Regions from separate parts of the Homo sapiens genome. Here region 2 is linked to region 1. The links are chromatin loops, found by intact Hi-C in ENCODE. Cell type or tissue: dorsolateral prefrontal cortex. All regions are shown on one strand. Links, peaks and the distances in the headings refer to the core of each region. The heading gives the core; the rest is flanking DNA.

The links. A loop is a pair of places that touch in the nucleus more often than their neighbours do. Peaks named below come from ENCODE experiments on the same cell type or tissue, not always from the same donor. Only the 100,000 strongest peaks of a DNase experiment are listed, where the experiment ranks them.
Region 2: it touches region 1 in a loop (2.0-fold over the local background); 1 of 110 quality-filtered maps calls a loop at or near these places.

What each region holds. Positions count from the first base shown.
Region 1 is chr7:92,421,786-92,427,167 of GRCh38, reverse strand. It overlaps the pseudogene TMBIM7P. Among named protein-coding and RNA genes, the nearest start is that of GATAD1, 23 kb to the left of the region's middle. RefSeq lists a silencer at 2,322-2,441 and an enhancer at 3,699-4,199. In dorsolateral prefrontal cortex, for the core only: CTCF peaks have their summits at 2,220 and 2,421 (motif pointing left); DNase peaks (open chromatin) are centred at 1,371 and 2,427; H3K4me3 peaks cover 1,468 bases.
Region 2 is chr7:92,351,792-92,357,173 of GRCh38, reverse strand. It overlaps ANKIB1 (ankyrin repeat and IBR domain containing 1), which reads right to left. Exons shown (of 20, transcript NM_019004.2): 9 at 4,532-4,698. Among named protein-coding and RNA genes, the nearest start is that of GATAD1, 93 kb to the left of the region's middle. In dorsolateral prefrontal cortex, for the core only: no CTCF peak of the experiment used is centred there; no DNase peak of the experiment used is centred there; H3K27ac peaks cover 2,089 bases.

The DNA of each region.
Region 1 (5,382 bases), core at 209-5,208:
GGTACTGTACTATAAATACATGAGATGTAATCACTGGGGGAAACTAAGTGAAGATTTCACGGGACCTCTTTATCTCTCTGCAACTTCCTGTGAATCTATAATTATTTTAAAATAAAAATATTTTAATGCCCCATAAGCTATCTGTGGATGGAAATGAGAAAAGTTAATTTTAAAAGCTAAGAAGGCCGGGCGCAGTGGCTCACGCCTGTAATCCCAGCACTTTGGGAGGCCGAGGAGGGCAGATCACCTGAGGTCTGGAGTTCGTAGACCAGCCTGGCCAACATGGTGAAACCCCATCTCTACTAAAAATACAAAAATTAGCCGGGCGTGGTGGCAGGCACCTGTAATCCCAGCTACTCGGGAGGCTGAGGCAGGAGACTCGCTTGAACCCGGGAGGTGGAGGTTGCAGTGAGACGAGATCGCGCCATTGCACTCCAGTCTGGGCGACAAGAGCGAGACTTTGTCTCAAAAAAAAAAAAAAAAACAAAACTAAGAAAAGGCAAAAATAATAATTAACATTTTTGTTTATAATACTATGAGATAAGTAAGATCATGGTAAGTATTACTATGATCTATATCTACATCTATTTATCTCTGTATAATATACGCTATGATATAGTCTGTGAAAGCAAATAACACGTGGTTTTAAATTATCCTCCAGCTCAGCATTTTTTGCCATACTTATTATACTTGATTGCTGTGGGAATCTCCCCCGTCAGGTGCCTGCAGATTACATTCTCCTGGGATTCTTTGTAAGTAAACCTTGACAGCACCTGTTCTAGTTCACCTCTGAAATATATTTTTGTCGCGTTATTAAATTCATTCATTTTATTGTGGAAACTCTTCCTGTGGAACAATACAGATAGAAATTACTTGTGAAACATTCTCTTGGCGGAATTTTGTTTGTAATGAAGTAGTAAACTTATGAGATGGTATCACACCCTTTGAGCAGATTAGGGGATCTGGGCATCTGGGCGACTTCCTGCTGGCACACTTGCCTCTGATGAGGGCACCTTGGGGAGCGCACTCCCGAGTCTGGGCTGCACTTCAGGAACAGTTAACCTGACTGTTGCTGGGACCCCTCTCAGGTGCAAACACATTTCGTTATGGAGAGTGGATTCCACGTCTAGTTCACAAAGTCGTGTGCAAGAAGTTTATATTTCTTTATTCTTGTAAAATGTATTTTATTTCTTCTTGAAGTCCCACTGGAAGCAGAACCCATCTCTGAGCGAGGTTCTCCCTCATTTCCACAGCTTGAGATGCATCTCAGCTCATGAGGGCTTTCCCAGCACCGCAGAGTCAGGGGCTGAGAGGGCTCTCCTGATTTAACTGCGGCTTGGTTCCTGGTCCCGCGTTCCGGGTTCCCCAGCGCCTCATTGTGGTGGCTTCCACTCACAAGGCTTCGCCACATCTGCCCATTTTCTGTCGTTGGTGCCACCCTAGACCACAGAACCCAGGGTGGCTCCCTTTCTTGCAGCCAATTCCTTTCTGTGCTGCCCACAGAAACCCCAGGATCGTGCCAGCTCTCAGCAGGTACCTGAAGCTCCTAGATTTTTCTAAACCTGAATAGAACTCGAATTTCCACCAGTTTCCCTGCATTCCAACTCAGGGCTTAGCTCCCCAAAGGTCGCAGGGCTCCTCCCCAGGGACCCGGCATCCTCCAGGAGTCAGGCGGGTCAAGCCAAACCTCTTGCCTCCCGGAGGTGTGGTCTCTCTGAAGCTCACAGATAGTAACTCCGAGAGTGTTTGGGTCCTCTTATGAAAACCCAGAACCGTCTCAGTATGATTCAGGAGATTGTCAGCAAACAATTCTTTCTTTTTTTTTTTGGAGACGAAGTCTCTCGCTCTTGTCGCCCAGGCTGGAGTGCAATGGCACGATCTCGGCTCACTGCAACCTCCGCCTCCCAGGTTCAAGCGATTCTCCTGCCTCAGCCTCCCGAGTACCTGGGATTATAGGTGCATACCACCACGCCCGGCTAATTTTTGTATTTTTAGTAGAGATGGGGTTTCACCATGTTGGCCAGGCTGGTCTAAGAAATCCTGACCTCAGGTGATCCGCCTGCCTCGGCCTCCCAAAGTGCTGGGATTACAGATGTGAGCAACCGCGCCCGGCCAGCAAACGATTCTTTTTTGGGGAAGGTTGGCATTTCTTCCCAAGCAGTGTTGATCATTCTTTCACGGGAAGATTTATTTACCAATTGATTTATTCCCCATCTGATTCCAAATAAGACTTGAGGTGGCTTATAAAAATATCCATAATATACGAAGATAAGATCAATTAATGGAGAAATCTGATGAAAGGAAAAATGGGCTAGAAAATAAAGATAATGGTTAGATTAGTGTACAAAATGCATCAAGTCCTATGCACGCGTCTGGAGCCTAGGTTTGGTTCTGCGCCCCCTGGTGGTCAAAGTGAGCAAGAACACGTGACCGTCGGTGAGACTCAGCACCAGTACGGTGTAGCGACCCTGGGGATTTACATGCTGGGAGGAATAGCTAGCTCCTGAGGCTGGAGAAGACGGGCTGCCTGCTGTCCACGTTTGGACATTGCCTCACCTGCCAAAGCATGGAGGAGGCTTCCTTAGCTGGTGTGGGTACCCTGTTCACTGCCCGGGCCAGCAGTGGGGTGTCCCAGTTCCTGCACTGACAGCACAGATCACACTCAGAACGGGGCGGGGCTGGAAGCCAGACAGAGGCGGGAATCTGGGAGCCGAGACGGTGGGGGAAGGGCGACAGGAGGGCGTGCTGGTTTCCCAGAAATGTTTGAGTTTTTTACTTAAAAATTTTAAATGGCCTTAACGTTTATTACAAGAGATAAAAGTTATTGGTCTCCAAGGAAGCTCTCATCTCTGAGGTTTTGCTGTTTATCTCAAAGCAAGTAACGGCTTAAAAGAAGAGATATTATACAGGGGCAAAGCATTAGTTATGTTTTCCAGACTTAACCTCATGCCCAAGGGTTAAAAGATATATGGGAAAAAGCCCATTTCAGAAAAGGAGTTGAGGGAAAAAAGGAAAACACATTTCACTGACAACAGCTTTTGTCCCATAGAATTTTGGCCTCTTGAGCCCATGTTCTGAGCTCTTGAAGTCTTCAGACAGTTGTGACTTCCACGGCCTCTTCCTATTCTCTCTTCCACTCTTTCAAAAACCGAAAGCCATTTTCTAGCTTGAAACCATTTCCTCTTCTCTCTCCCTGTCTCCTCCCAGTCGCTCCCAATTACACATACAGTCACACATTTACACACACAACACACAGTCACACACACTCCACACCCCCTCATGCCATTCGCACCACACACACCCCTTACGCCACATACACACACACAGTCACACACACACCACACATTTACACACACCACTCATAGCACATACACACACAGTCATACACACACCACACATTTACACACACTACTCATACCACATACACCACATACACATGCACACTCACACACTTACACATATTACACAGACACACAGGCACACACACCACACACACCTCACTCAAACTCACATATACACCATCCACACCACACACATGTACACCTCCTTCATGTGCTGCTGGAGCTGGAGAAATAGGAAGCAACCGATCCAGTATAAGAGGAAGAAAGTCATCTGGAGAGGAAGGCTGGAAGCAAGCACATTATTAAATATCATTTGTATGGAGACTAGATACACTGTTTTCCCTATAATGGAAATAGAGAAAGCCAACTTAATTAAGTTGTACAAAGTAGAGAATCAGGCAATTACCCACTGGGTTTGGAGATGCCAGAGGGGCAACCCAGGACTTTGGAGACTCCACTTCTTTCCCAGCCTCTGCTCCTGGCCATCCTTGGCCAGCGGGAGTTCAAAGCCTTCTCTCGCAGGCCTCGTACTAGGATGGGCCTTCATTTTTACCCCTGGAGACTGGAGGAGTCTTTCCTGGCTCTGCCCGTGGACCAGTGGGTCAGCCCAGTCTCTGGATTTGCCTCTGGCAGAGCAGCCTTGGAGCTGGGCATGCCTTCAGCCCTGCGGCCACTGCTCTGTTGTCCTCATGCCTTGGTGGGCCTGACTGTGGGCCTGGGCACAACCTCAGTGCCTTTCTTGGTCTCATCCTCCAGCCTGACTGCCTGCTGGCTCTCAGCCCCTGCCCCTATCCCACCTTTCCCCGCACCCCTGGCTCTATTTGGGTGATGACAGTCCTCCTAAGCCCAGGACTGCACCTGCAGACGCAGCTCCACACTCTGCTCTGCCAGTATCTGCCCTCCAGCCCCATCTCCGGCACTGGGAAGACCTTGTTTCTCATCCCATGTCTGAGGTTGGAAGGCTGTCCCTCAGGTGCCTTGGAAAGCATCTGTACCCAGAATGTTATGAAGCTTAGATACCGCATATCCTGTCCTGATGAAACATTGATACAGTGTGGATGGCCCCCTTTGATGAATGACAATATGGTCTACAAATGAACCTTTTTACCTTGGTTTCTACATTCATAATTAATACATGTTCAATTCACTGAGTATGTTAAAGTTACTATTGTGTTCAAAGAAATGTTTACTAATAAATAATTTTCTCTTGTCCATCATAGGGAGGATGTTACAGAAATACTGAATTCTATTCATTCCCCATAGTTGCCCTGTGGCTGTGTGTACCAGGCTGTGCATATTCCGCCTTGCTCCCTAGACCCTGCTCAGAAGCACACCCCTCAAATCACCTCTTCTGGATTCCGGGCCTCGCCCCCATGCCTCGGGAAGCAGGCTTCTGATTTATTGTGAATTTTGTTTTTAGACAGCTCTTCAAGGTCTGCAGCTAGGAGCCGTATCAGTGTGAGTCTTTGATACACATTTCCTTTGATTTGTGTGTGCTTTTCTCGGAATGTATGTGAACAATAATCACAGTCTCTGGTTTTAGTTTCTACAAGGCCGAGGAAGTGTCATGGGCAACAGCTGCAACCACTCTGGTGATGCTAGCACTCACTTTGTTTGCTCTACAAACAAAAGTAGGTATTATTGAAGGGAGTGTGCCAGGTATGTCCCTTTGTCCCCAACCCATTTTCCTATGCCTTCCCCTGCTCTCTCAGTCCTGGAGGTCTCACCTCCAGGGCCCTCTTGCCTTAGGGCTTTCCATGGGCTTTGGCCAATGGGGAGTTCCAGCTGGAGACAGGAGGCAGGAAGAGAGAGGTACTGATTCCTATGGCTTCCTCCCAATGACAAGTTCCTCTTGGGCTAGCGGTGTGCCTTAGCAAGATTCACTGCCTGTCACAAGGTGGCCAACTCAACACAACCTTCTGGACTCCTGTAACTGCCCCCTCTCCTTTCCTCTTTGGGCCTGGGGCTGGTAACAGCTCTTTGGCTGGCTGCCAGACTAGCTTACTTCACTACCCGTTCTGGTTGCCTGCAGACACTTCTG
Region 2 (5,382 bases), core at 205-5,204, 70 kb after region 1:
TGATCAAGGAATGGCTCTCTTCTTGAAAATGTGCCAGTATGTACAACTGGCTGCATGACTATACAGTGGTTCTAAAGGGCTCTGGAAAAGGAAAAAACCTTCCACTGAAGTTTTAAAATTTATTACTTGATGGAAGAAATTCATATCCAGAAGTTGGCAATTTCAGTTCAATGCCATTTTAGAACTTTTTATTAATAAGCAATTCTGAGTGAATTAAGTAGAAATCTTCATTTTTATGATTCTCCCCTTTAGCTAACATTTTTTAGGATACCAAGCAATGTTCTAAATACTTCACATGTACTGACTCACTTAATTCTCTTAACATCTCTTTGTAACTGGTACTATTTATCCCCATTTTACATGCACAGAGAGGTTCAGTAACCTATCAAAGGCCATACAAGTAAAGAGTGGATAAGCTAAAATTTGAAGCTAAATAGTTTTTGGTTCTGGAACTTGCACTGTATGTTGACTGCATCAGATAGGAAGGCTTTATTTTATCATATTATTTTAGGAGAGGATGTTTATCACCAAGCCACAGAGCTAGTTAGTGGCAGAGCTGTCTCACAGGCAGGTCCTGTATCTCCCAGATTATTATAACTCTGTACTGTGTTGAAATTTGATAAATTGAACCCTCAAGTGGCATTTATTTATGCAGATGTGCTACTCTGCAGAGAGTACACATGATATTTAAATAAGGTCTTATGATTGAACTGCCAAATAAGTAGTATCATGTTTTTATTTCTGGGCCTGTGAAGAGCTGGAAAATGTTTTGCTAGTTGGCAGGAGTCTGATACTTAAATAGCTAGATACTGCCAATCTAGAAAAATCTATTTTTCCATAACTAGAGCTGTTAATCTAAGGGCTTAAAACTGGTTTTGTAAGAAAAGATGAGACACAATTATTAGGTCTACACATACAGATTGCTTCATCTATTTTGTCCAGAGGATTCCAGGAGAGTCCCTTGGCCTGTGAGGTCTGTGCAGAGGGAGATGATGCATGCAACTACTGCTCTGAATAAAGAAGTAGGTATTGATCAAAACCCTTATTGTGAATGTTGGAGAAAAAAGTACTCACTTTCAGACTTTTCTCCAAACTTGAAAAGTCTGTACATTGTACTCTGATCCACTGGAAACTTAAGTGGACTAGAAACCTGATACTGTGGTTTCTCAAGTTGTACATCACTATGATTCAAAAATTTGTTCCTTTTAAAGACTTTTTTGCACAGTTTCAGTAAATAAATGCTCAACCGCTAGGTAATATAAACTCTACCTTATTATTACTATTACTATTATTATTATTATTATTATTATTATTATTATTATTATGAGACGGAGTCTCGCTCCGTTGCCTGGGCTGGAGTGCAGTGGCTTGATCTCGGCTCACTGCAACTTCTGCCTCCCAGGTTCAAGCGATTCTCCTGCCTCAGCCTCCCGAATATCTGGAACTACAGGAGCATGCCACCACGCCTGGCTAATTTTTTGTATTTTTAGTAGAGACAGGGTTTCACTGTGTTACCCAGGATGGTCTCGATCTCCTGACCTCATGATCCCCCTGCCTCGGCCTCCCAAAGTGTTGGGATTACAGGCGTGAGCCACCACACCTGGCACCATATTATTATTTAGAATATTTCCTGCCAATCAATTTCAGCGAATAAAATATGTTTGACTGTCTATGTGTTTAGAAGAGAAATTCCAAATAAGGTTTTCAGTTTTCAATTCACACTGGTGATTAAAAGGGACCAGAGTAAAAAGAGAGGAAAGAAATGGCCACCATACCATCTTAAGTTTGGTGGCCAAGAAGTATTTCTGACAACAAATCTGTGAAGAGTTGTCTCAGAGAAGAGAGACACTTTGTGTCAGTTCAGAAGACAGAGAAGTTACACAGTAGCATATTTTACTTAATTAAAAAGAAAAAAAAAGAGGAAAAGTCATTGGTTTAAGTCAGAACCCATCTAAGTTTTGAATATTGTCTTGAGATAATTTTTCCCAGATCACACAAATTGTAATTATAAAGGCTAGGGGGAGAAACCATGCTAGCTTCAGTTACAAAGGGCATGGAACTTTGTGAACAGGTAGAGAAGGGTATCCTGTGGTGGGAAGGGGAATGCCTATTAATACTACTTGTCTCCCAACAACGAATATATTTAGTTATATCTATGCAGATATCTCCTGGGTATGGCTCAACTGTTTCTGTCATATATAGTTCTTGAAAAGAAGAAATTATTATTGTCGTTTGTTGTTTTTGTAGTCATCTTTAGAAAATTACTTCTGAGATTTTGAAGAAGGAGAAGCAAAACCAGAATCATTTGCGTTTAATTTGTGAAGATCTCTCTTGTAAAGCGTCTTTTTGCGTGAACAGATTTTGCTTCTCATTGAAATAAGAGATAAGAGCAACAGAAAGCATATGACAATTTCCACTTAGATTTTAAAATTACAGACAAAGCTTTTATACTATATGAATAAGGGTATAAAGCTAAGAATGCAAAAAAACAGGAACTGTAAATTAATGCCTAGAGACATCAAGTAGGCAATGCAAAAAAAATCCATCCTATAACTTAATAAATACCAAAACTGAAAGACAAAAGATTAAGCTGAAGAACTTAAATCTGAGTTTGTCCTTCACTAAAACTTATTTTTATTTCATTTAAGTCTCTTCCTCTCTGGTGCTATGTCCAAAAAATGATGATTTTGTTAGGTTCTCTACTACCCTAATGAATAGGAGAAAGAGTAAATAATTACCAAGTGTGACCTTAGTCCATGTGGCCATTCACATGGACTCACATGTGAGTTTATCCCTTGAACTGGGATAAAACTCAAAGTAGGGCCCGTGATCTTGGTATATAGTCTCCAATGCATCTTGAGTATAACCAGCCTGATATTTTGGGGTATGAGAAAAAGTAAGCTGATGTATTTCTCCAAATGTTATTCTAGAAATTTACAGTTTATAGCATCATCTATGTTTATAGAGTCTGACCTATATTGGTAGGTTTTTTCCATTAGCTTTCTTATCTTCAGTCAAACCAAACTTATTATTACTTGCAGCATACAAAGAGAATGGGGACAAACTCAAGAAATTAAAAGCTAAACTACACTGAAAACTGGTAAAAGCTAGATCACAGAAACCACAGTGCTTAAGAAGACAATGCCAATCAAAGTTTCTTCTTTTCCCTTCAAAACTTAATTTTTCTCTGATCTCTGCAAAAGCTAATCTTTTTATCTTTTAGACATTTTCCTAATTTATGTTTTCCTTCTTCATAGCTTCTCCAACTAATCCTCTAAATCAGCCTTTTTCAACCAGGATTCCAGTTTTGTGGGCCATGAAGTCTCTGTCTCAGCTGCTCAATTCTGCTGTCATTGCCCAAAAGCAGGCACAGACAATACATAAATAAAGTGACATGAAATGGTGTGGCTGTGTTCCAGCAAAATGTTATGTTTAATAATAAGTATAGACAATAGTTTGCTGAACCTTGACTTAGAGTCAGGGGTTTGCAGTTCAATAAATACTTTTAACTAATGATGATGGCGAAGGTAAGAAGTAGACCAGGGTAGGGATAGTTCCATAACTATACCTTCCTACTATACAGCAGTGATACACTTAGTTTCTGGTTTCTGATAAGCATAAAAGTAAAGACTAAAATTTCATATCCACCTAAGTGTATCCATGCATATGTGCTAATTCTGGAAATGAGCAAAAAACAGAATAAATACTGTAGCTTTTTTCTTTTTTATCATTTACTTAAAACAGTTAACTGAATCTTCTATGAATAAGTAGAGTGCTGATGGCTGACACATATATAGTCAAAAGAGTATTCAGAGTTACATATCCTTTCCAATACTGATTTATCATCAGTTTGTACTTATTGAGTACTATCAGGCACTAGAAACTAAGCAAAACACAAGAAACAACGAGCCTGCAGTCATTGATTCCTGACTAGAACTGTTCATTAGCATCTCCTGGGAAATTTTTAATTTTCTTTTTTTAGAGCCCCACTCAAAAACCTACTAAATCAAAATCTTACTTGTTAGGGCCCAAGATAAAATTTTGTAAAAGGGACCTTGGTAATTTTGGGAGCTCCTGGTGAAGAATCACTGCTAGAGGCTTATATTTTTAATGAAACGTTAAACTCTAAACATTTTCTAATCTATGGTCAGCAATTTGGTATTATAGTTTAGGCACATGGGCTTTAAATCAAACAGCTGGGTTCTAATCCCATTTCTGCCAATTCCTAGCTGTATACCCCTGGGGAACTTCTCTGTGCCTGAGTTTGTTTATCTGTAAAATGGGCATAATAACATCAACTCAACTCAGCATTGTTGGGAGAATTCAATATGTAAAAAATAGCTGGTGTAGTGCCTGGCACACACTAAGCACACAACAAATATGAACTATTACTACTTCTTACACATTTCTTAAATTAAGAAGAATACTATCAAGTATACTACAATTTAAAGGCCTGACTCAAGGTGCAAAGTCTTTAATAACTATTGGAAAGAAAGGTGATTAGGCTGATTCCAACTTGTCTTATACTAACCAGCAGAAGAGGTGTCCTTTTCCACAATCAACAGCAGGAGCTCTCAGCAATGGGAAGCTGAGTGTATCAGATCCAGATGTATTTGACCCTTGTTTCGTTAGTCTTACTGCTCTGTCACAGCCTGGAGTAGGACACCATTTAATGGCAGGATTATTTTCAACAAAGGCCTGTTTAAACAGCAATAACAAAACACAAAAGAAAATATTTTAATGCTAAATTCTAATACAGAGTGTACCTCTATGGTAATTTACTATAAAGCAAAGAAAGAAAAAGAGTGAAATAAAATGCATGGAGTTGTCAGTCTCAAGAAATTTAAATAGTACTGCAAAGTACTGAAAAAATTATTAAGGGGAAAGTGGCAATTAACTTAGTAACAAAATTATTTTTAAAATTTATGTTTTCTTTAATCTAAAAACCATGTAAATGATGATAAAGCAAAAATGTAATTGTTTGCACAGAAAATATGTAATTTTAAAATGTTTTCTCATACAATGTGTCACTTTTTGATGAATATAATTCTTAAGTAGAAACATGCATGTAGCTGTATTAGAACAGTAAATTTCTAAATGGTACCCAAATAATACATAATAATCAATATTATACTTTCTATGTTAAAGAGGGGGGTTGGGCACAGTGGCTCACGCCTGTAATCCTAGCACTTTGGGAGGCTGAGGCAGGCGGATCACCTAAGGTTGGGAGTTGGAGAACAGCTTGGCCAACATGGAGAAACCCCATCTCTACTAAAAATACAAAAATTAGCCGGGAGTGGTAGTGGGCGCCCGTAATCCCAGCTACTCTTAAGGCTGAGGCACAAGAAAGGCTTGAACCTTGGACGCAGAGGTTGCAGTGAG